Linked DNA regions of Homo sapiens: region 2 is linked to region 1. The links are chromatin loops, found by intact Hi-C in ENCODE. Cell type or tissue: ascending aorta. All regions are shown on one strand. Links, peaks and the distances in the headings refer to the core of each region. The heading gives the core; the rest is flanking DNA. Region 1 holds the start of LINC01861 (long intergenic non-protein coding RNA 1861). Region 2 overlaps LOC107986464 (a long non-coding RNA gene).

Region 1 (12,489 bases), core at 1,573-9,572:
AATTAACTGAGAACCATATTAGCTAGGAAAGGATTCATTAATCTGATGAATTTATTGACATTTGGCAGGGATTTGAGTCCTGAGGCCATAGTCCGAGAAAGATGTGATCAGGTAGAAGGCAGGAAAGTTACCCTGGCACCAAGATCCCAAGAAGCAGCAGAAAAAAATGTTGCCACAATGGAAAAGAGATTCTAAGGGCCAATCCCAGCCACTGTCCCTTACCCCCGCAACACACACACAAGCTCTCACACATATTTTCACACATGCCCCACACTCTGCCTCCCAAGAAAAACAGCTTAGCAGCTGAGCTATCCAAATCACACCATAAAGATCCCAGACAGGGGAAAAGATCATCCACTATAATTACCATGTAGGAGCTTTCATATGGCACCCTGCTAAAAGCAGGGAAGCAAGACGGATCAGAACAGACAGCTTATTAAATTATCCAGTGCATCAACTCAATGAACACTTCCAAATGGTTTTCTTTTCCTCTTTTTTTCTATCCATGAGTTTTTAATGTTTGCTCTCCTTTCTCCACTGTTTAGGATTCCCGTTAGGTGTTCAGATCACTGCTTTCCTTCTGCCGGCTGCTGTCTCTTATCATCCACCTTCCTGAATCATTCACATAGAGTGGGAGATACAGCATGTCATGTTGCAGACTGGACCCAGCTTTTGAAGTTAGAAGACCCACGTTTGATCGTGGTTCTTCTGTGTGATCCTGGGCATGCTATGAATTTGCCTGAGCTGTGGATTCCTCAAAGGTAACATAAGGGTGATAGCACAACTCAGTTTGGGGCAGAGATTAGAGGGGATGACATATAGCAGCCCACTTTCCAAACTGCCAAAAGAGGAACAGGTGTGAGCTGCCAGGACCATGTCAGGATGGATTTTTGGCCTTTGTCTAAGGCACAAAATCATTTGGCAAGTGCTAGGAAGAGGTCCTCTGCCTCCAGATAGTGCTACAGAAATGCACTACACAAGAGCTTTCAATTTGATTAACAAATATCCACCTTGAAAATGCAAATAGACAGGTGAAAAAAATGCATCTGTCTACCTTCCAGTCATCCTCATTTTAGTGTGAATCTGATTAAAAGCATTCCTTTCCATGAAAGGGCTAGATGAGCCCTGCCTGGATGAAAGAATGAATCATCTGGTAGAGTTTGGGCAATCAGGAAGGAAATGTTCAAGCCTGGGAATACTACGAAAGTGAGTTTGTTAGAATCCGGGTGGCTATAAAGAGAAGTTAAATTCTCTAAGCCCCAGTTTCCTCATCTGTAAAATGAGGGTAATAGTACCTACCTAGAGTCATTATTAGAATTAAATAAGGTAAAGTATGAACCACTTAGTGTGAGCATAGCACAAAAAAGAACTTAGTGAAACTTAACTACCACTACAGTTACTAAGAGTGGTATCATTATTATAATAACATTTATTTTTATTACTACTTCTACTAGCTGTCAATAAGCAGCATATGGCCCTCTGAACCTTGCTTGGAAAGATGCCCATCTTTCAAAGCCTCTTTTGTATCATTAATCTATTGCTGTTTAATAAAGCACCTCAAACTTGATGGCCTAAAACAACCATCATTTATTTTGCTCATGAATCTGTAATTTAGGCAGGACCTAGGGGAATGGCTTACTTCTGCTATATATGGCATCAGCTGGGGTAGTTCATCTGAAGACTAGAGGATCTAGTTTCAAGATCACTCACTTACACTGCTTAAAAAAAATGGTGCTACCTCTTGGCTGGGAACTCAGCCAGGGATATTGGTTTCAGTTCCTCTTAATCAGTTGTTTGGGCTTCTAAACAGCATGGTGACTGAGTTGCAAGAGGGAGCTTCTCAATAAAATAAAAGAACATGGCATTTTTATGACTTAGCCTCAGAAGTCACATTATGTCCCTTCCTCTGTACTCTGTCTGTCCAGGCAATCACAAAGATGCACCCATGTTCAAGGGGAGGGGACACAGACCCTACCTCTTCATGTAGGAGTGTTAAGATTGTAGAAAAAACATGTGGGATGGAAAATATTTTTGCAGCCTTCTTTAGAAAATATAATCTGCCATACCTCTCAGGAAAGTCTTCCTGAATTCTTCACCCTCACCAGTTACATGACCTCCTTTGGTGTCCAACTTTCTTTTACCACTCACATTACCCTGAAATGTTCAGCACTGTCTTTCTGTTTTTCCAATATCCAAAATAAATGGCATGGAGATGGTGGCAGAAAAAGGAAATAGAGATGCTTTACAATTTGATCTTGCTATCACTGTTTGGACACAGACAGCTCTGGAATATAATTTTATTCATTTAGAACTTTTCAACCTCTCAATTTCCTCATCTATGAAACAAGGAATAATAGTGATGACACCTCAATGAATTTTTTGAGAAAATCATATTAAGCACATCTAACTTCATGAAGCACGTAACTTACATTAGTAAACCTGGCTTTTAAGAGTTAGCACAAAAATATTAGCTATTATGATACCACTAAGTTGGAATTTGCGACAATTCATACAGAAAATAGATTTTTCTTACCCTAAGAATGTCCTGTGTTGTAACTAGTGAAAATTAAAGGTGGAGAAAATGTCAGGGAATGAAGCAGAGAGGAAAGATATCTTAAATATTTATGGCACGGCTCTTTTAAGCCTTTCACATGGAGGAGGTGGGGCTTGTACGGCATCCTCTAAGCTGAGTCCATTTTGGAGAGGTAGTGGAAGTGGGGAAGAGCATGAATGAGTAGAGAAAACTGGGCCAGTGTGAAGGGTCTGAAGGAGTCGCATCAAGCAGAGAGTGCCCTGTCTCGCCCAGCCAGACGACACAAAGCAGAAGATGGCATTTCAGATGCCCTCCAGCTCAGCAAGTCTCTACTCCTCCATTCGCAGAGGTTCTTTGTCACAAAGAGAACCTCCTAAGCCACAAAAGGAACTTAATGGAAAGATGCTGGAATGTTCAAGAAAGGAGGTGGGCTGGCTCCAGGGGTCTAGGCAGCAGGGAAGGCTGTGTGGGCCTTCTTACCAGAACATTGCCATGGAATGGGATTTGGCTCCAGAGACCACTATGATCAGAGTCTTTCCACTCCAAGTTTCCAATTCCCAGTGTCTTACCCTGGGTTAATCAGCTATGGCAAGGGAAGCAGGATCCGACAGTATGGGAGTGGCTGCTGTTAGCTCATCCGACATAAAGAGACAACTGTAGAGAAAGAAAACGAGGCAGAATTGACACAGAGAGGCAGCAGTGGGCAGGGAGCCCTTACATAGTGAAGGTCCTGGCCAGGTCCTCCTCCTCCCTCTCCATTGTCACAAAAACTGCCCTGCACTGGGTGGCGCAATGGAGTTCCAGAGAATTTAATAAGCAAAATGTGTTTATTATTCATCTATCACGTGCCAGACAGTGTGTTTAGCACTACAGATACAGAAATGAATGGACACTCCATTTCACAGCACAGGAGTACTTAGTGGTTAAGAGCCCCCAACTGGGAATGACAAAGATCAGGGTTCAAATTCCAGTTCTACCCCTTATGCATTGTGTAAATTTGGCCCTGTCTCCTCAAGCTACAGTGAAGACTGGCTAATAATTGTGCCTACCTTACAGGTCATTATAGTTCATCACAAGGATTTAACAAGAGAAGGTAGACAGTCCTCATGAGATGCCTTACACCTAGCGAGCACTGCATATACTTGGCTGTAACTCCGACTGTAACAAAAAAAAAAAAAGGACTTCCCTGCCAACTTTACCTGTCAGTGCTAGAAGAGACTGTATATTCTTATTCCAGGGTATAGGCAGATGTCCTGCCCAGTGGGATCCAGCCCCACAAACATCAGAATCACCTAGGAAACCAGTCAACAATGCAGCCCCCAGCCTTGCTCCCAGATTGTCTGATTCAGGACATCAGGAGAAAGGTCTGGAATCTACATTTAAAGCTTCCCCTCACAATCTAAGTGATTTTAATACATAATTATTATGAGTACCAGTGTTCTAGACTAGAAAATCCTCTTACTTGAAGGCAAGGAAACTGACAATGATGGAAAGAAAACAATTCGACTTAAGATCTCACAATGAGAATTACTGGGCAAATTAGTTTTCTATTGTTGTGTAACAAATTACCACAGACTTAGTGGCTTAAAACAGTACGGTAAAACTATTTTTTCCTAGTTTCTGTAGATCAGAAGTCTAGGCATAAGATGGCTGAGCCCTCTGCTGTTTGGTCCCAAAAGGCTTAAATTAAGGTGTTGGGCTGCCATCCTTTCTACAGCTCAAGGATCCCCTTTCAAGCTCTCATGGTTGTACGCAGAATTCCATTTCTTGGGGTTATAGGACTAAGGGCTCTGTTTCATGCTGGCTATCAGCCAGGGGTCACTCTTAACTCCTAGAGGCACTCTCCGGCCTTTCCATGTGGCCCCCTCCATCTCTAAAAGCCAGCAATGGAGAATCTTCTCACATTGAATCCTCCCCATGCTTTGAATCTCTCACTTTTCCCATCTTTAACCTCTAGTCTCAGATGTAAAGGGCCGATATGTAGTTAGGTGAGGCCCAACCATTTGATTAACTCAAAGTCAACCAGTTACTACCCTTTATAACAGCTACACAATTGCTGTATGCCATAACATAACCCTGGGAGTGACAGCCTGTGATAATCACAAGTTTTGCCTACATTCAAGGGAAGGAGGTTTTACAAGGGTGAGGGTCATGGGAGGTCATTTTAGAATTCTGCCTACTACACTGGGAATATAATCTAAAACTCAGACAAAACACAGCTTGTCAGTCATGCAGAAGTCACCACCCCTCACATTACAGCAATAGCTTCCTAACCTCTAAATCAACATTTGTACCTCCAAACCAAATAATACAAGAAAAGTTCATCGATGTAAAATGTAGCTTATAACTGTTATTTCAAGGCATTGTAAGCACATAGGTTGTCGATGTATTGAACAGGCACTTTCTTTGGTGTATCTCGGTGAAAAAATTGACAGTCGAGCTTACTCACCAACCCTTGCCTGTGTCCAACAAACACAACTGAAATGGAACTTAAACTGACCATCGTAACCAACCACTCACAAAATCAAGTGCTCAAACAGAAACAGATGGGAATGACAAAGGAACCTAACCTAGTACAGGTTGAGTTTATTTTGTCTGAAATGCTTAAGACCAGGAGCATTGCAAATTTTGGATTTTTTTAATTTTGAAATGTTCACATTATACTTACCAGTTTCCCTAATCTGAAAATGCTCCTGTGAACATATCCTTTGAGCATCATGTCAGAATTCCGTAAGTTTTGAATTTTGGAGCATTTCAGATTTCAGATTTTTGAAGTAAGGATACTCCATCTGTACCTCCTATGTACTTAGCACAATCTTTGTACATTATCTCATTTAAGAGTTAAGACAGTCTCATGAAATAGACATTATTATTCCTATTATAAATAAAGAAAATGAGATCTTTGGGAAAAAAAAATACAGGTAGCAAGAGGTAGTACCAGGATTAAACCTAGGTCAGGTCAGTCTAACTTCAAACTACATATTCTATCCACAGATCCAATATTAATAAATGTTGGTTATCTTCTCTATTACCTCAATCATACAATATATTTTTAAGACAAACAAAAAATCTCCACCAGCAAAACAAGACAGTGTCCCTCATGCAGTCTTAAAAAATAAGAACTACATTTTGTTCCTGCCCTAAGTAAAACTAAATCTTTCCAACAGTGTCAGATGTATTACTAATTACACAATTACATTATGCAGTCGTGCTTGTAATAAAATTCTTGGAGTGCTTTTAGCAAATTCAACTTTGGAGAAAATAACGACTTCCTTTAGAATTATTTACTAAATTAAGCAATTCTTTACTCAACATTGTTTTTAATAATTCAAGTACAGGATGTTTTATTATGAACATTTTCTAAAACAAGTTTAAAAATAATTCCATTCTTATGAGTATGAGCATGGTTGTTCCAAGAAGGTATTTTTAAAAAATATTTAATATTCCTGTTCTGCCAGACAGTGAAAGATTTTTCACATTTTCCATGATTATTTCAACTGGAATGCATCTCCCTCCTGCCCCCAGGGCTGACAGAGTTGGGGAAGAAAAGCCACAATTTCATTTATATCACTCAGCAGGTTACCACAGATGTTTGCAAGTTCTTTGGAGGAGGGGAAAATAAAGATGTCATGACAGAAGTTTTTCTCCCTTTTCCAAAGACAGTTAAAACTTTCCCCATCCCATGCGGTCTTCTGCAATGTGATTTTGCCCCCCCAATCCCCACCCACCCATCAGCAAGTGACATCTACTTGATCTCCTAGAATCTTGGTGGGCCTGTGACTACAAGGACCAGAAGAATATGGTAGAAGTGGTTTCAGTTCTGGAATCAACCCTCAACCAGTCAGGTGGCTTCTGCTTCCTTTTTTGGACCACTCAATTTTGCGATGCTCCCTCTGAGAAGCCAGCCAACATGCTGTGACATGCACAACCACACGGAGAGACCCTGTGGAGGCACTCTTGGCAACTGCCAGCTTCAACTGTCAGTCATGGGAGGCAACCATCTTGGATGCCCAGCCCAGTGGAGCCTTCAGGTGACTGCATCCCAGCCACCATCTGACTGCAACCTCACCAGCAAGCCCACAGGAGATCCACCTAGCTGAGCCCAATCAACCCACAGAAACATGAAAGAAGATAAATTGCGGCTTTGAGTCACTGAAATTTGGGGACATTTATTATGGAGCAATAGATAACCAGATACCCCTCTTCTAATTTGTCATGTATGTGAACCAGACCAGACCTGGCCACTAAGTGAGTAACTGTCTCCATGAAGGAACCATTAGAAATGTCCTGCTTTTCTTTGGGTCTCCATTTTCCCATCTGGGAAAAAAGAGGTAGGGCTAGATCAGCAGTCACAGTCTAGAGTCTATGATGGGTAGTCAATAGTTAGAAACAATATTTCTAAAAACCTGATGAAAGCCACACATTTACATGTGATGAAGCCACTCTGGCTAACTAAAAACCAAGTTTCCTTGTTTTGGGTTGAAATTACATCAACTCCGTGTATCAGCACTGTTCCTTCTGCTAGTCAGAAGCTGGTTAGCAGTCCCAGATGGCTTTGATAGCTAAAAATGAAATAAAGAATTAAATGCTGCTTAGTTCATGCAGTTTGTTCAGCATAGAAAAAAAAAATTTTTTAACATGAGCTTCTCAGCTGAGAAAGGAATCCTCAAGCAAAAAAAGATGGTAATGCCTGGGAAACATGACCTATAATAATGTTAATAGCTATCACATACTGACCACTTACTATCGACTAGGCCATATACTGTGCTGAGTGAGTCACAAGTAGTGGCTCATCTGATCCTTCAAATAACCCATGAGGTGAACACTATTTTTTTTTATTTGACATAGAAAAACTGAGGCACAGAGAGGCAAACTACCATGTGTAAAGCTATACAACTAGGAAACAACGGAAATGACAGAGCCAGGATTAAAACCCATCAGATTATAAAGCCTACATAGTACTACCTTTTAAAAGTATATATTTGTATCTAACTCAAATTAAATGTCCCCTAAAATTGTTCCTTCCACCTTTCCTCCTTATAAATAATATGTGTCGAGAAGACTGTTGGCGTTTGAATAGTAGTCCAGGCCTTGGTCATGGCATGAAGAAGTGAGACTGTGTGTTTCACAGGACTGGCCAACATCACTGGAGAATGAGCTCTCACACACTGCCTTATGGGGTACAAATTGGTAGCAACCCATTAGAAACTTGTCTCAACATTTAATAACTTTGAAGATGTGACTATACCATGTCCTAGCAATCTCATTCTTAGGTATATGCACCAGAAAACCTGATGCACATGTAGCAGTACTTACGTGGAAGTTTATCACAGCATGTTGGTTATAGCAAAAACTCAGAAACAACCTCAACATCCATCAACAAGAAAATTAAAAGTAACTGCAAATTATTGTCATTCAAGGAATTACCACATTTTAAAATGAATCAACTAGAAATGTATGTTTCAACATGGATGCATGTCAAAAACAATATTAAAAGAAAAAGGTAAATTGCAAAAAGATACAGTATGACTCCATTTCCATAAAGCTATACAATATGTAAATTTTATATTTGGTTTATACATGCATATATATGTAATAAATGTAAAAGCATTTGGGGAAGATCACAGTTAGCTCTGGGAATGGAGAAAGATGGGGAAAGCCACACAAGAGTCATTTTTATGTGCAATATTTTATTTCTCAAACTTGGTAAATTTTAAGTGTGTACTATATTGTCAGTTCATTTTGGATGCTTGAAAGATTTCATCATTTTCTTTAATTGTTCAGGAATGCAACTTTCATACCATATCCAAGCTTTTGGCCTTGAGAATCTTCTGCTCAGTCATTTCTTCCCTCCTTCTACATATTCTCCACAGTCTCCCTCACTCCACATCACTAATCTGGACCCCATGCTTTCTTTCAATCAAAAGATGTCATTTATTTAAAATTTAAAATCCAAACGACCCTGAAATGGTTTGCATTTTAAAAGAAGATTTAAGTAGAAAGGGCTTTCAAGACCTAAAGAAGTGACATTATAAGGGTGGAACAATTCTCATGGGGTCCTATGTGACATCTGCTCACATCCGTTCATTCTACAAATATTTATTGAGTACCTACCAAGTGCTAGGGGCTCGTAAGTTGCCACATTGCCCACCTCCAAGAGGAGGTAGCACCCTCTGCAGTTGTATTCTGTGAGCCCTGGTCCCAGGTTCTATGGGATATAACAATGACAAAAAAAGAGCCATGTGCTGTTCACATTAGCAACCACTCCAAATAGAATGAGACAATACACAGTAATTGATGAGCTCTGTCATCCAGCTGCCTCATTTTATTAAATGGGGAAACAGGCTCAGAGAGGAGGGCCAGAATTACCAAGTCACAGAGCACAGCAGAGATAAGGCCTAGGTCTCTGGACTCCAAGCCAGTGTCCATTTCTCTGTCCTATACTGCCTCTTTCTACACTCCATAAGGCTGTCCCTGAGTGGGGTAGAGAGAAGGAGTAAACAGATAAGAAGAAAAAAAGAAATACCTATTCTTCTCTCCCTGAAATAATGTCACTTCTCTCCCCACCTTTTCCTTTCTTCACTTCCCCTGCCTTTCAATCAGCAGGTACTAAAAGGCTACCATTGATTGCAATGATTTCACACTCTTGTTATGGATCCAGTGTTACCATTAATGCCCTGCTTGACAAACAAGCAGCAGTCCCCATTGCAGTAAGACTCAGCTAGGTGAACAGCCCTTCTGGGAGCTGACTGGGGAGATGGACAGAGCCACCCAGAATAGAGGAGAAAAATCCAGGCTGAGAACCAGCAGGCTTTATTCTCATTCCAGCTCTGCCACTCACGTGCTGGGTGAGCTTGGACAAGGCTTCCCCATCTCTGGGCCTCCACTTGATCACCAGGTTCTAAGATAACAGCATCCTAGCTCTTATCAATGACAAATAACTTCAGTGGTTTGCAACCCTAAGTCATATACACAGAATATAACCTGGCCCTTTCTAGATAATCTGCCTGAACACAGGTCCTACAAAGCAGCAGAACAGGTCACAGCTATCTATGACTTGAGATGTCCTCCACCCATTTCCTATTCTACTGAGTCATATACCTTGATGTTTCCCCTAAAAACCATATTGTCTACCGCTTTCAGCCAATAGGCTTTGGGGAGAGTTCCACCCCTAATTTCAGGTATAAATCATTGAAGTGAGGCCTAAACCAATCAGACTATCCTATCCCCTCTTGACAGCGATTGGTTCAGGGATGGACACATGTCTCAGGCAGAGATAATAAAAGAAATTGCCTTTTGCTGAGAATGCTAGAGAGGAGGCAGATGCTCTTCCCTGCTGGGTATGAAGCTGAAAAGATAGTAGGTCTTGAGTTTCTGCTCTCATCTTGGAGCCTAAAAGCAAGCTTAAACAAACAAACAAAAAAACAGTAGGACCAAGAGATGGAAAGAAATAAAGTGGTTCCTACTGGCATCAAATCATTCCTGAAACCAGCCTATCCTTTGACTTTAAATGGTCTAAGCCATTAAACTTTCTTTTTTTACCTACTTGAGATAGGTTTTCTGTCACTTACAATTAAAGAACCCTGAATGACCCACTGTCCCACACAGGAAGCTCATTAGGCTTTTCTTTGAATGCCTTTAGTGATGAAGACCACTCTCCCTCTTATTCTTTCTTCCAAGCTTATTTTGTCCTTGCCAATCCAACCCTGTCCAAGGGAGACATCAAGAGGCAGCTGAGAGAAGAGAGAGGAAATGACAGATGTGAAGAGCGAGACCATCTTCAGCTACAGGGATGGCTGACATTTATAAGATGTGTTAAATCACTAGGGTCTTCTAGGTTGTTTAATATCATATATTGATTTGCTTTTGTTTCCCTGAAGGGAAGAAGGATTTGACTAACAGCCAATGTTCCCATGACAGCAAGTGCCAGAGGGTTTTACTGAACACAGAAAAATGGAAAGCTAGAAAGGAAAAGAAAAACAGAAGAATGATGGGTTGTGAAATTGGAAAATAATATATACTTCACTGAGGCTGACATGGCCCTGAACAAGCAAGTGAAGAAGGTGAAATTCATCTTGGGCATCTTGCCACCTCCTCTAATAGCATCTGTAACCTCTTTTCTACTTCACTGCTCCTCTTCCCAAGGGGGCACCATTTGATACCCCCAGAAAGCAAAGGTAATTAGAGTTGTTCTTAAGTACTTTTCACACATCAGCACTTGGTCCATTCACATACTCTCTGTTCTTTCTAATAAGTATGGTTAGGTGTCTCTTATGGCAGAATAATATTTTTTCTTGTGGTGGTGGTGGTGTTCCTTTTAGAACACAATTTGAATTTACAGTTAAACTTGTAATTATAATTTAAATTGCCAATCCTCCCAATTTCTGCAAGCATCACAGCACTAGTCCTCACAGTGTCTCCATGTGGTGAGCACAGTCAAGACTGTTCTGCCAAACACTGAAGGAGAACCAGGACACCAACTGTATACCACACCTAGCCTAGTGCCCAGCACGAAGCAAGGGCACGGTCAGCAGTTCACAAATGAATCTCATGCAAGTCCTTTGACTGCATAGGGAACAGAGACTCAAAAGAGGAGAAGCAAGCCACCCAAGTGACTTTTTAACACTTCCTTAACCCAGCACCCTCCCCCAAACTCCATGCCACACATGCAGTATTCCATCCCACTGTAGCATGCCTGGCTGCAGTTCTACAGTTACAAGCATTGCCACCCTTGCCCACCTCTGCCTGGGCCTACTGCCTGGTTTGTTTTTGACCCACTCAGTTCTAATTTTTCTGTATGCTATCAATGCCATCATTGTTATCATTGTCGATATTTATTAAGTGCTCACCATGTATCAGACACTGTCTTGAGCCATCTCACATATATTACCTCATTTAATTCATTGACAGACTTATGAAGCTATATCCTCATTATTCTTGTTTGCTAATGAGAGAACTGAGGCTCAGGGATAGCTTCAAGGTCATGCAGCTACTAACTGGCATTCCGGACCTGAATTCAGGTCTTCTGATTCTTCCTTCTCCCACAAGGGCCTGAACTAACATGCAGTAGAACAAAACAGAAGTCATTATGGTTTCAAATGCGGGCAGCCCTTGATTTCTCACCTGCTTCCTCTCTTTTTTTCTGTAACGAATTTGTTGTGTGTCTTTGGGCAAGTCACTTGGCATCTCTGGGCTCTAGGCTCTTCATTTGTAGAAGTGAGGAGTTGCACTAGAGCTAGCTGGCCTTAAAGTGTCCCGTTTTCAGATTTCTTCCTTCCTTTGCTGCCCAAGGCACACTCACCAAATGCCACCATCTACCTTTCAGGAATGAAGAATAGTGTGGTAAAAATGAAAAATACCTGCTGTTGCCTTTTCTCAGAAATCATTAAATGAAATTCATTAAGCATTTAGATGTAGGAGATCAAAAAATCATGGAGAGTCAAGATAACATTCTAATTACAAGTTAATTATAAAAATCTAATAGCTATCACTTATTAAGGGTCTACTGTGTATGAGGAACCTTGCTGAATATTTCATAGATTGTTCCACTGAATCCTCAAACACTGTAAGGTCAGTATTCATATCATCCACCTTGTACAGAGGATGAAACTGAGGCTGTATGACCTCAGAGTGCTTAAGTAACCTACTTGAGGTCAAACAGCTGGTTGGGCTTGAAACTCAACTGGGCTTTACTACAAATCATCTCTCAGAGATTTTGCTAAAGTGTCCAACCCAGAGCAGAAGTTGTCTCTGAAAATCCCAATTAATAGGTTCAGACAGAACTTTGCAATAGTGAAGAATTTCTCAAATATGCAGACTTTTTAAAATCAGAACCACAATGAGATACACAAATGGAGATCACAAGCCAACAAAACATGTAGCCTTGGTCCCAATTAAAGGGAGAAGAGAAGCATGTGTGCCTCTCTCTGAAATGATTCACCAAATGCAGATGGAAC
Region 2 (12,489 bases), core at 1,653-9,652, 54 kb after region 1:
AAAGCCTATCAATCTCTCCAATAATGAAATAAATGTAAATCAAAATATAAAACTTATTTTTCACTTATCACATTGACAAATTTGCAAAAAAAAAAAAAAAGAACATATATAATGCAGGTAAAAAAAAAACTGTGGTGGACAGAAGTGAGGATTCTTCGCACTTCACAGAGAGCAGTTTGGTGATACATGCCAAAACATTAAATGTGTTCACTCCATGGCCCAGCATTTCTACTTCTCAGAAGTTTTCTTTAGGAAATAGAAAGACAATGGAATATAGTTACAACAACAATATATTCACTGTAGATACGTTTACAATAGAAAAAATGGAAACATTTCAACACATCAGTTAATACGTGAATTGATAAACTAGGTATATCTACCTATACGATGAAATACTAGCCACATAGTAAAGATGATAATATAGGTTTATATAACATTCATTGGTATGGAAAAGATGTTCACAATCTACTACATGAAACAAAGCAGTTACAAAATAGTTTGAAAATAGGGGCCCCATTTTTCTCTTTTTTTTTTTTTTTTTTTTTTTTTGAGACGGAGTCTCGCTCTTTCGCCCAGGCTGGACTGCAGTGGCGCTGTCTTGGCTCACTGCAAGCTCCGCCTCCCGGGTTCACGCCATTCTCCTGCCTCAGCCTCCCGAGTAGCTGGGACTACAGGCGCCCGCTACCATGCCCGGCTAATTTTTTTTGTATTTTTAGTAGAGACGGGGTTTCACCGTGTTAGCCAGGATGGTCTCGATCTCCTGACCTCGTTATCCGCCCGCCTCAGCCTCCCAAAGTGCTGGGATTACAGGCGTGAGCCACCGCGCCCGGCCCCATTTTTCTCTTTTTTGACATATGTCCCTATTTACATGCATGTATTTGAAGAAAATTCACCACCTGGCCAGGCATGGTGGCTCACACCTGTAATTCCAACACTTTGGGAGGCCAAGGCAGGAGGATGGCTTGCACTCAGGAGTTCGAGACCAGCCTGGGAAACATAGTGAGACCCCAGCTCTTGGAAAAAAAAAAAAAAGAAAGAAAAGAATATTCACCACCATATCAACAAGGGTTATGGGTGATTGGATAATGGCTGATACTGACTTTCTCTTTTAAAATGCAACTTCATTTTCTGATTTTTCCAAAGAGAAATCTTACAATCAGAAAAATATAGCTATTAAAAATACTATTATAAAAGGATTTCATTCAATAATAAGAAAATTTCATAATTGTAATATAAATAATTGGCCAAAATATATTAGCAATTCATTAAAGAAGTTTAAATCACATACAAACATGGAAAAATATTCAACTTTACAAGAGATGAAAACTAAAATATGCCTTTAATTTTAGTGAATATTTTTTAAAATTTAAAATACACAGTGCAGGTAAGGAGTAGTTAAACAAGCATGATCAAACATTGTTCATAGACATATAAAATGGTACCACCCTTTTGGAAAGCAATTTTTCAATATTTTTAGAAATATTTAATTCCTTAATTTATTCATACGCTTTGATGCAATATTTCTACTTTATAGTATTTCAAAACAAATAAAATTAAATGCAGATACACACACATGCCATGTTTAGCAAATCATGTTTATTATAAACAGAAATTTTTAAACAAAATAAATATCTATCAACCAGGGAATGATTTAGTGTATCTTACAATAGAATATCATGGCCATGCACAGTGGCTTATGCCTGTAATCCCAGCACTTTGGGAGACCAAGGCAGGTGGATACTTGAGGCCAGGAGTTCGAGACCAGCCTGGCCAACATGGTGAAACCCCATCTCTACTAAAAATACAAAAACTAGCTGGGCATGTTGGCGCATACTTGTAATCCCAACTACTTGGGAGGCTGAAGCAGGAGAATCGCTTGAACCAGGGAAGCGGAGGTTGCAGTGAGCCAAGATGGTACCACTGCACTCCAGCCTGGGCGACAGAGTGAGACTCTGTCTCGAAAAGAAAAATAATATATATATATGTAATATATCATGTGACATTGGATATTATATTTATAAAGAGTTCATGATAATGCAAAAGCACTTATATTTTTTAAATATATAAAGTTAAATATATATAATTTACATAGGCATATTACATATGTATATGTAAAAACTAAGTAAAAGAAAATAAATAAGAAAAAGAAAATCTATACCAAGTTCTTAAAAATATCTACGAGTAGTAGGACTAAGGGTAATTTTTTTCTTCTTATACTTTCCTGTATTTTCTAAATGTTAAATCATGAATATAGATTATTTTTATAATTGAATTTTTCCCCCAATTTTCTTCACTAGGCTTGGTAGATTTTCTACTCCATGAAGCTACAGCACTTAAATATTCAGCTTGCCATATATAGTCTTGCCCAATAGCTCATTTTTATCATATCATGCCCTTCTCAAACCTCCTGTAGTTCCCCATTGCCTAAGATACCAAGTTCAAATGCCATGTGGGCATGACTTTCAAAAACTCAATAAGCTGTCCGCAACTTAGCCTCATTTCTCACTCCTCTCCTAAATGGCACCTGCATGCTCATTTCTGACCATTTTCATTCCTAGTTTTGAACCTTGATCCAGGCTGTCTCCCCACCCGAATGGCCCTTCGCCATCACCTCTGCCTCTCCAAGAGCTCTCTCTCCTTACGAGACTCAGACCAACCCCACTCCTTTGGGAAGCTTCCCATGATTACTCTGGCGTCCTCTCATCTCACCCTTCTCTAACTCAGTCTCTACCACTTAAGAGCTCACTTTAACCTTTGCCTTACACTGCCCTCTGTAGCTAATTGGAACAGTATTTTTCAGGTGGATTGTGTATTGGCAGGAAGAGACACTACACATGAGCACCTACTAACATTTTCCATCTACTTGCTAAAATAAATCAGAAACATAAGGCAGAGAAAAGTGGCCTTTGCAGGGCAAAAACCAAGGCAGCACCTTTCAAATGTTCCCCAAGTCTCCTAGTAGGGAACCAGTAGCTGCCCATGACTTCCTTCACCACAGGTATGGTCTCCCCTATCTCCAAGGTTCAGTGTTGGCTGTGCAGTGGTCCTCCCTTACCTGCAACGAATATATTCCAAGACCCCCGGTGGATGTCTAAAACTGTGGATAGTACCAAATCCTATATTTTACTGTGTTTTTTTCTACACATACATACCTATGATAAAGCTGAATTTATAAATTCGACATAGTAAGAGATTAACAATAGCTACTAATAAACTACAACAATCATGACAATATGATGTAAAACAGTTGTGTGAATGTGGTAACTCTCTCAAAATATCTTGTTATACTGTACTCTCTATTTTCAGCCTGTGGTTGACCACTGGTAATTGAAACTGCAGCTAAGCAGAGACTACAGTAGTAGAGTCCTTTTGTACCCAAGCCCACCTTACCATTCAGGAAGGATTTACCCAATAGTCTGTGTATTTAATAATCCCCTGTGAGGGGATATTTCTAGATGTTAGACTCTCCTGGTTCTTGAAACAATTGCAGCCTCAATGAAGCTACATCTTCCCCTAGGAGGGAGAAAAGTAGAGTCTGTGCCCAGGAGTTTCTGAGGAGTGTAGCTCTTTTAAGCATCCCAGGTAGCCATGGCCCCTCCCTTGGTTATCCACCATTTACAACCATAGGGCTTCACCCTCAGCAAGATTGTAAGGGTAAGGGAATGGGAACCAATGCTTTTTGATCACTTGCCATAACCATCAGGATCACCATCATAATATCATATTAAGCACCACCAGTTTTGAGCTGCTCATGTGGGCCAAGAATGCGACACGAATTATCCAATCCATGTGACAATGCTGTGAGGTGAGTATATCATCTCCACTTTTTCAGACAGAGACACAGAGTCTCAAGGTCAGTATCTCGCTCAAGGTTGCATACCTTCAAAGTAACAGGGCCAGATGTAGAGCCTCTGCCTGCAAAGCACCACCCCATGGGCCTTTCTGTAAATCCTTCACAGTGACCGTCTCAGTCAAGAACTCTGTCCTGACATCTAACCTAATTCCTGCATGTTGCAGCTTCACACTCTTTCTTCCTGTTCTCTTCTTGGAGGAACTGGTCCCCAGGCTTGGAAGCAATAGTTCTTTTGCCAGAATTGTTAAAACACTCTTTGGCCATCTTTCAGGATGAATCATTCTAGATCTTCCTAGGCCTCATATTTTGAGCGATTAATTGTTTCCATTCTCCTCTCCTGAACACTCTTCTCATTCTCTGCAGCCCTCTGACATGCACTCTCCATTTTGAAAGGTCCTTAAGAATTTCCAGAGTTGTTTTGGGCTTTTTATTTTTTTTCCAAGGGACTTGGGAGAGGCATGATGGTCAGGGATAGGAAACCTTTCCATCTATCCAAATAAAATGGCTTGTTTCTGAGGGAAGAGAGATTAGAGGAAAGCTCAGAGGGCTGGGGCCAGGAAAATAACTTTGAAACTTAAAATAGATGAATTCAAATAAAGATGAATCAGAAACACAGGATTAAATTTTTCTGAGGCCTCCAATTTAGCAGGAAATGTGCTGGATAAAATAGATTTGGATTTGATTTATCAAATGCAAAATATTTTTTTCTTTTTAAAAAAGTGGGTAAGATTCTGAGTATACTCCAAGCCCTCTCACTATCAAAATCAAGCACCACCAGGCAGCCATTGCCCATGAGTCAGAGTCAGGTTAAAGCCGGATGCCTGGCTGAGTCCCTCCAGAGCTAGCATTTTCCAGTGGATTGCCATGTTAATCGGCATAAGAAACAGTAGGGGTGTAGAAGCAAGAATTCCAGGCTGAAAATCAAGAGACCTGGTTCTAGCCCCAGTTCAACCAGATGACCTTGGCAAGTCCTGGGCCCTGGACCTTCCTGACCCTCCATTTCCCCGAGTTTAAACCTGAGGGCTTGAGCCTACATGATCTCAGTGGTCCCTTTCTAGGTCTTATATTTTATAGTTCTCCAGTGAATATCAGCAGTTTCCAAAATGGCTTCCACCAAGCACTGATCCTGCAAGATGCTCAGTGGAAAAGCAGTTCAGTGGTCCCATTTGTTGGTAAAGACTGCATATGTGAGCTTCCCCTTGAGATTTAAAAAGCTTAATTTAATTCAACCAATGAGTTCCCAAATCTTATACCGTACACTCTTTTTTTAAATGTACTATTACCCTGTGAAATGTATTTCGGGAAACAGTGACAGTAAAAGTCCATCCTTCCTTCCTTCTCACCTCTGGGGTTTTGTCATCAATGGTGTCTCTTCTCCCCACTCACATCAGAACTTGGAGAGCTCCATTTGACACGGGAAACCCTGAGGACTCTGCCCTTAATTAAAGGAGCATAAAGCAGCAAGTTAGACAGTGGGCAGGCAGAGGCAGACGTGGGCTATCTGTGTTTGCAAACAGAACCAGGGCTAAGATGGCAGAATGATGAACTCACTGTGTATTGATGTTTTGCCCTTCATGCTATGGAGAGGCTGCAGGTGCATCCCTCTCCCTGAACATCACCGTAGAGGTCCTTGCAGCATGCTCCCTTTCCTCAGGGGCTCAGGTGTTTCTGGACAAATCGAAAGAGCAGCAAGACCATCAGAAGAGCAACTCCCCACTGGGCTGCTGTTTTGGAAAAACCTAACCTCACTGAGGGGCTGCCTTAGTCTTCTCAGGCTGCCACGATAAAATACCACAGACTAGGTGCCTTAAACAACAGAAATTCATTTTCTCACTTCTGGAGGCTAGAAGTTCAAGATCAACGTGCCACCGGGGCTTGTTTCTGGTAAGGCCTCTCTTCCTGGCTTGTAGAGAGCCTTCTTCTCACTGTGTCCTCACATGAACTTTCCTCTGTGCATGGGTGAGAGAGACCTTTGGTACTTTTCCTATTCTACAAAGACACTGATCCTATTAGATTAGGGTCTCACCATAACCTCATTTACCCTTAATGATCTCCTTAAATGCCCTATCTTCAAATACAGTCACCTTGGGGGATTAGGGCTTCAATGTAGGAATGTGGAGGAGACAAAATTCAGTCCATAAAACAGGGAGATTCCTCTGGATTGCTACAGAGAGGGAAGGAGAGATGTGAGTTTGGGAGTTTAAGAAGCAGAAAGAGTCAGAGGAAGAAGCAAAAGAAATGTCTTCAAGGGCTAAGTGGATGAATGACTGTAGTCTGTGGGTATATCCTGCTCCTTGCAGAGCCCTAGGAAGTGCTAGGACATCAAAGGGGAGGTTGTGGCACATCTGGAGAGGCTGTGCCCTGACACCATGCATGACTCCATGGGCCAGCTTGGCACAGAAGGCACAAAGCCACCTGCAACGAGGTCACATAGATTTGGGCAAGGAATGACTTGTGTGGACACAAAGTCCAGGCTGCCCACCAAGTGCACAAGACCTCAGGACATTTTCCCATGCTATGGAATAAGAAAGAGCCCAGGAATGACAGAAATTTATTTTCCCACCATCCATAACGATGAAATCTTGCAGCAGATTAAGTTTGTTTTAGAGAAATAAAATAAACATGGCCCACACTTTGCATTTTGGAGGAAATTTTACAGCTGACATTCTGATGTCACTAGTTGTAAGCAGGATGGGTGGGAGGCCAGGCCTCTAAGATCCAGTCCAGATATTGGTAAAAAAGATTTGGCAGATTCCAAGCAAGGGAGGGCCAGCTAAAAGTTATTAGACAGGATTTGTATTGATAAGCAATGCAGTCCAACCTGACCCCTTCAGGACATCTAGGCCCCAATAATTCACCCTGTTTTGCCCCTCTTGTTGACTTGATGAGAGGTATATTAGTTTCTTGTGGTGGCTATAACAAAATATCACAAAGTTGATGGCTGAAAACAACAGAAATTTATTTTCTCACAGTTTTGGAGGCCAGAAGTCCAAGATCAAGGTATTAGCAGGCGTGCACTCCCGCCAGAGACTCTTGTAGGGGGCTCTGTTCTTTGCCTCTTCCAGATTCTGGTGGCTGCCAGCATTCCTTGGCTTAGGGCTGCATCCCTGTCTCTGTTTTCACAACACCTTCTCCTCTTCTGTGTGTCTGTCTCAAAATTTCCTCTGCCTCTCTTATAAGGACACTGTGATTGTATTTAGAGTCCATTCAGACAATCCAAGATAAGCTGCTTCTCTTGGGATCCTTAACTTAATCACAACTTTTGCAAAATAAGGTAACATTCACAGGTTCCAGTGAGTTGGCATGGATATCTTGGTGAGGGGCTGGTATTTTCAGTAGACCACAGGAGGGTCAAGGCCATGGGTAGCTTAGCCAGGTAGGGCTCATTCCACCACCAGACAAACCCACCACCACAGCCCCTAGTATGAGGCCTGCCACACAGTGGGCTCTTAATGTTTGTGAAATGAAGACTTTGTTGGATAAGGGCCAATATGATGAGAACTAGAGCTATCAGCTGGGCTTACCCTTGAGAGGACTTCACCCAGTAGAACCCAAATTTTTAGATTCTCTTTGACTAGATGAACTTACACACAAACACAAAGCAGAGAGTGGGGGTGGGATATGCATATTCAGGTATCCACATAAAACTTCCAGCTTTTTCAATTGCCAAGTGAGGAGAGTAAAAGAAAATGTCATTTATTTTAATAGTCATTTCATAAAAGAAAGAGCATTTTAGCACCAAAAGGAAGATCATTCCTTTAGAATAAAGGACAGTGTTTAAAATTAAATAAATCCAGCCTCATTAAAAATTCACTTTGCAGTTCTTTTTTTTTCTCAGCTTGCCACAAATGAAATTCCATCACAGACCTACACCAGTTTGCAAATGGGCATTTGAAAGCAGCTGCAGGGAAAAAATTTTGGAAGGGAAAAAGCCACTTCATTCTAGGAATAAGGAAGAGAGTATCTGTCGTTGGGAGAGTCTCCCCCTCCCCTAAATGCCCCAAAGGCCATCAGAACTCCAAGGCTTTATCCTATGACCCTTTCTCTGCCCATAACACAGCCACTGCAGCCTTCTGCCAGGACCCACTGAGAGTGAACACAAGGGAGCCTCTTGAGAGATGCCCGCTGTGGCATGAGACTTGCTGATAATAAACAACATGAACCCCTCCCTCTTGTCTCTGCCTTCCCGACTTCTCTCCCTCTGACCAACTCAATCTCTGCCCACTTCTGCCTCTTGCAAGACCTTTCCTCCTTTGGCACTGATACAAAGTCCGAGAGGCCTTTGCCACTTCAGTGCCTGTCACTCCCCATCCGCCAGCTTCACCAGATGGCCTGTGGTGTGTGTGGTCCTGTGCATATGCCCACATTCTTCAAGACCCTCTCGCCCAACCAGAAAGCTACCCCAGGGCTGTGCAAGCAGCATCACTTCCTAAGACCTAAAGTGTCTCTGTGCCTCATCTGTAGGGCCAGGTAAGGTGATCTCCACGTTTACTCCCCTATTGCTGGGGAAGCCAGCCAAGGAAGGATGCATGTTCTGCCTGGTGCAAAGTAACCATGGGAGCTTCCCCGCTGGATTCCACAAAGTTATCAGGACATGTTGCAAATAGAAGGCCACTCGTGCCCCAAAGCCAAGTCTGACAAAGTCCCTCATGCCTGATAAGAAGTTCTCTCCTATTCGTGAGAAGAACTTAGGACCTTGTAGATTGCTGATTGACTTGGTGTTTGCACAGCAGTCTGGAGGACAAAAAAGACCAAATGCCTTAAACACAAGCCAGAGCCTTTGACTCAGTGAGGTCAATTCTAAAAATTCTAAGAAAACATCAGAGATCCATCCACAATTTAGGTATCAGGATGTTCATTACAGTTATATATGTAGTTTTGGGAAAATGGGAAATAATTGACACATTGGAATCTCTTGCAGCTAATAAAGGTTGCCCAGTAAAAGATTTCTTAATGACATTTAAATATAGTCACTGTGTAATGTCACTATATAATAATAAGTTGAGATATTAGTTGGTGTTTATTTTTACTATGTAGAAGAATCAGGAAAAATGGGAGCTGTTGTATTTTGTTCTCTCTGAGTTTTCTTCTCTCCTATATGTGACTGTGCTCACTGGTCTCAGGGGAGATACGTATTGCAGGGAAACCTGCTCTCTGGGTTTTTGTTCCAAATTCTAAATTCACTGGGGCAATTTGCAGAGGATAGGGAGAAACTATTGATGGGGAGAGACTGAGGTGAGAGAAGAGAGGGCAGGAGAAAGATTTGCGGGACTATCCCCTTGCCTCTCTTACCACCCAATCCCCTCTGCGCCACAGCCTGATGACGGTCCTCAGGGGAATGGTGGCAGTGTGTCCCAGGGCATTCCACCCTAAGTCCCAGCCCCCTCTCCCCATCTTGGCAAAGATTCTCTTGGCAAGCCTGGCACAGAAACTGCAGCATGCCCAACTTCAAGGGACTTTGCACATATGGCAATGACTCCACATCATGACACACACCAAGGGGCCAAGACAAGACTTGCACTATTTCCAAGCCAGTTCTAGGGAAACTCAAAGGGTGAACATGGAGAGCCCACCAATGAGACAGAGTAGGTGCATACAATCAGAAAATATTTGGTATAAAGAACTAACCTGCCTCTTCTTACATGTGGCATAAAATTCATACCAAGGATAAAAGCTAAGTGCAAAAATAAGTGTGGTCAGTATCTTCCTCATCTTGTATTTTTTAAATGGATGTATATTTATATAGACATACACATACTGGCTAAGATGTATTGACTGTTTACGAGGTGCTGAGCAGAATCCACTCACTGCCCTAACTCTCTAGAGAGCCCCATGAGGGACAATGCCATTATCCTCATTTTGCAGATCAGGAAACTGCGGCACAAGGAAACCAAGTCATTCACTTAAGGCTGTGAAACCAACGAGTATCAGAAAGAGGTTTTGAACTCAGGTCTTCTGACTCTAGGGTACCCCTCACCTCCTACAGCCCCCACTGTCAGTGTCACCCCGCTGTGAGTGCCCCTCTGCTGATTAAACTCCCAGAAGTATAGACAGTAAAAGGTTCCTAGTATAACCTTGGTGGTGAAATTACAGGAAGTATTAATTTTTCTCTGTGTTCTTGTCTACATTTTCTATTAAATACATATGCATTATTTCCACAATTAGAGAAAAATCCATTGTATTTAAAACAGAACAGAAAGGCCTTTGTGTTCTCTGAGACTTCAAGATGCTCCCAAAGCTCAGTATGGCCCCACGTGGGGAGTTAGTCCTCCTGCAGCTCAGCCCCTGCCCGCTCAGGATTCTGCTCCCTTGCTGGGCTCCTGCCCTTTGTGTCCAGGCTGGCTCTTGGGCCAGCAGGACTGAGTCCAGTTGCCTCTTTGGGGCCTGGGAGAGGGAGCCACATAGAGAGCTTAGCTGAGCAGCCTTCTCTCTCTCTTTGGAGAGCCTAAAAGGGAATGCAAAAGGCAGCTCTTCACAGGCATTTGGTCTCCCCCATCACCACTCGCAACCCTAAATCTGCTCTCTCACGCTATGGGCAGGCTCCTGGGGGCTGTCAGTCTGCAGAACAGTCAGCTGTGCAGGAGCGTCCCTCTGAGACCCAAGGCTGAGGGGCAGCAGGCCCTGACCCTAATATCAAGTCCCAGCCAAGGAGACAGACCTCTGCATGGACTAGAACTGGGAAAAGAGCCTCAGACTCTGCTGAGTGAGGACAGTCTACTGAGAGCTCCCTCAAAAGGGGAGCACACAAATTTCCTAATGATCAGAAACATGTGTGGACATTCCTGAGAATCCAGATCAGCCTCTGTAGATTGTAGATTCTCTGGGCAGAAAAGCCTTGGGAAGCTTAGCCCCCCACCATCCCATTTACCCTGGAGAGCCCTCCCGTCTGTTGCACTGTCCAGAAGCCTCTTCCCTCTCCTGGCTGGGATATCTTTCTAACTTGTAATGAAAGTTGCTCTCTCCACTTCTCAATGTGTAGTCTGTCTTAAGCACTCCATTCCAGGAATTCCAAGAGCCCAGGGGACTCCATTCCAGGAATTCCTGCCTCGGGAGCTTTGCACTTGCTATACCCTCTGCCTGAAACACTCTTCATAGGATGAGCTGGGCATCCCTGTGTCAGCTTGAAGTCACTCCTCCAGAGCCTCCTGACTGCCCTGAGTTGACAGCCAGGTCCTGAGCACAGCATATCCCTGCCAAAGGCCACAAACTCAAAAGAAGGAAACTGGCCCAGTGTAGGTGGACAAATGGTCACTGGCACTGGACTCACGGGCTGGATGATGAAGGGGAGTAGTGGAGACTGTATCAAACCGGAAAGCAGGTGCCCCATCCAAAGAGGGAAGCCACTGCACAGCCTAGCTTGGATGCTGCCTTGTAGAAATATAAACTGTGTGGCTGAACCTTCAGTTCAGACAGGGAAGAGAAGTCAGAAACCTGGACCTCCATGAGAACTCTTTAGGTTGTTTATATCTGTTGAATACTTCCATGCATGCATGTATACCATAGGCACCTACAAAGACTGCTTCCCTGGGGTGAGCTCCGGCACCCCAGCCTGAGCTTCCCCTCACCCTGGCAGCTCCTGGTCCCTCACCCCACACCCATGGCCACGTCTTACTCCTCTCACACCTATCCTCAGCCCTGCACAGCCAGGCCTTGCCCCTCTCACCCCTGTCCTCAGCCCTGCACAGCCAGGCCTTTCTCCTTTCACACCTGTCCTTAGCCCTGTGCCCCATGCCCAGCGTGTGCCTGATTGTCCTGGCTCTGGCCTTACCAACACAAGGGGCTAATGTCCCCACCTGTAACCAGAAAGAAGGAAAGAGCCCAAGGCCCCAAGAGGGTTGCAAAGGCTGCCAACCCCATGTGAGTGCCCGGCAGCCTCTATTGCCAAATCACCAGGGAACACAGACAAATGCCACCCCCGCCCCTTGAGTTGGTGAGAGCTATTTCCCACCACATCCTGTCCTCCCACCCACAATCTGCAAACCAGCATGTGTGCCTCCATTTCACTAATTGCAGGCTGACTGATGGGGCTGTAACAGCATTCTGGCTTCTGGGTACAGGCAATCAGAAGCCAGGCTGGAGCCTCGGCAAGGTACTGCCTGGACCCGAATGGGAGCTGACACCTCCCCAGTTCCATGAGCCCTGGGGCCCTTTACCACATAGACTAGAACTGATCCTAACATCTTCCCCAGCTCTGGAGCTCAGCTCCTAAATTCCCCGGGAAGGGACTTCCTGTTAGAACAAGGCTATCAATCTTCCGACCTCACCAGGCCTCTTCTGACAATCCAGAGACAGCTGAGATTCCAGCTGTGGGGGAGGTGGGAGGGAGATCATATGACCTTCTTCATTGATTAGTCAGATAAAGTGGTGCCCCCGCCTTGATGCCTGCTTCCAGGCTGAAATTGATGTGCAAATTCTGGGGTTTGTTCATGAGTTCAACAGTTGCAACAAACACTGCTGACATGGATTGAGTGGTTACAGGGCACTAGGTGCTCTCCATATATTAGTTCATTTAATTATCACAGCAGCCTTATGAGATTGGCATTCACATCTGCTTTTTATAGATAAGGAAACTGAGGCACAGAGCAGTTAAGTAACAGTCTTAAAGTCACATGGTCTCTTAGTCCATTTGGGCTGCT

The links. Peaks named below come from ENCODE experiments on the same cell type or tissue, not always from the same donor. Only the 100,000 strongest peaks of a DNase experiment are listed, where the experiment ranks them.
Region 2: it touches region 1 in a loop (3-fold over the local background); 5 of 110 quality-filtered maps call a loop at or near these places.

Annotation. Positions count from the first base shown.
Region 1 is chr5:153,895,174-153,907,662 of GRCh38, forward strand. LINC01861 (long intergenic non-protein coding RNA 1861) reads right to left here and starts at 3,814. Exons shown (of 4, transcript NR_146729.1): 1 at 3,733-3,814; 2 at 3,014-3,187; 3 at 368-612. In ascending aorta, for the core only: no CTCF peak of the experiment used is centred there; a DNase peak (open chromatin) is centred at 6,058; H3K27ac peaks cover 7,244 bases.
Region 2 is chr5:153,948,948-153,961,436 of GRCh38, forward strand. It overlaps LOC107986464 (a long non-coding RNA gene), which reads right to left. Exons shown (of 3, transcript XR_001742937.1): 2 at 5,405-5,521; 3 at 4,908-5,290. Among named protein-coding and RNA genes, the nearest start is that of LINC01861, 56 kb to the left of the region's middle. RefSeq lists enhancers at 9,797-10,404, 10,405-11,011, 11,012-11,618. In ascending aorta, for the core only: no CTCF peak of the experiment used is centred there; a DNase peak (open chromatin) is centred at 4,674; H3K27ac peaks cover 2,442 bases.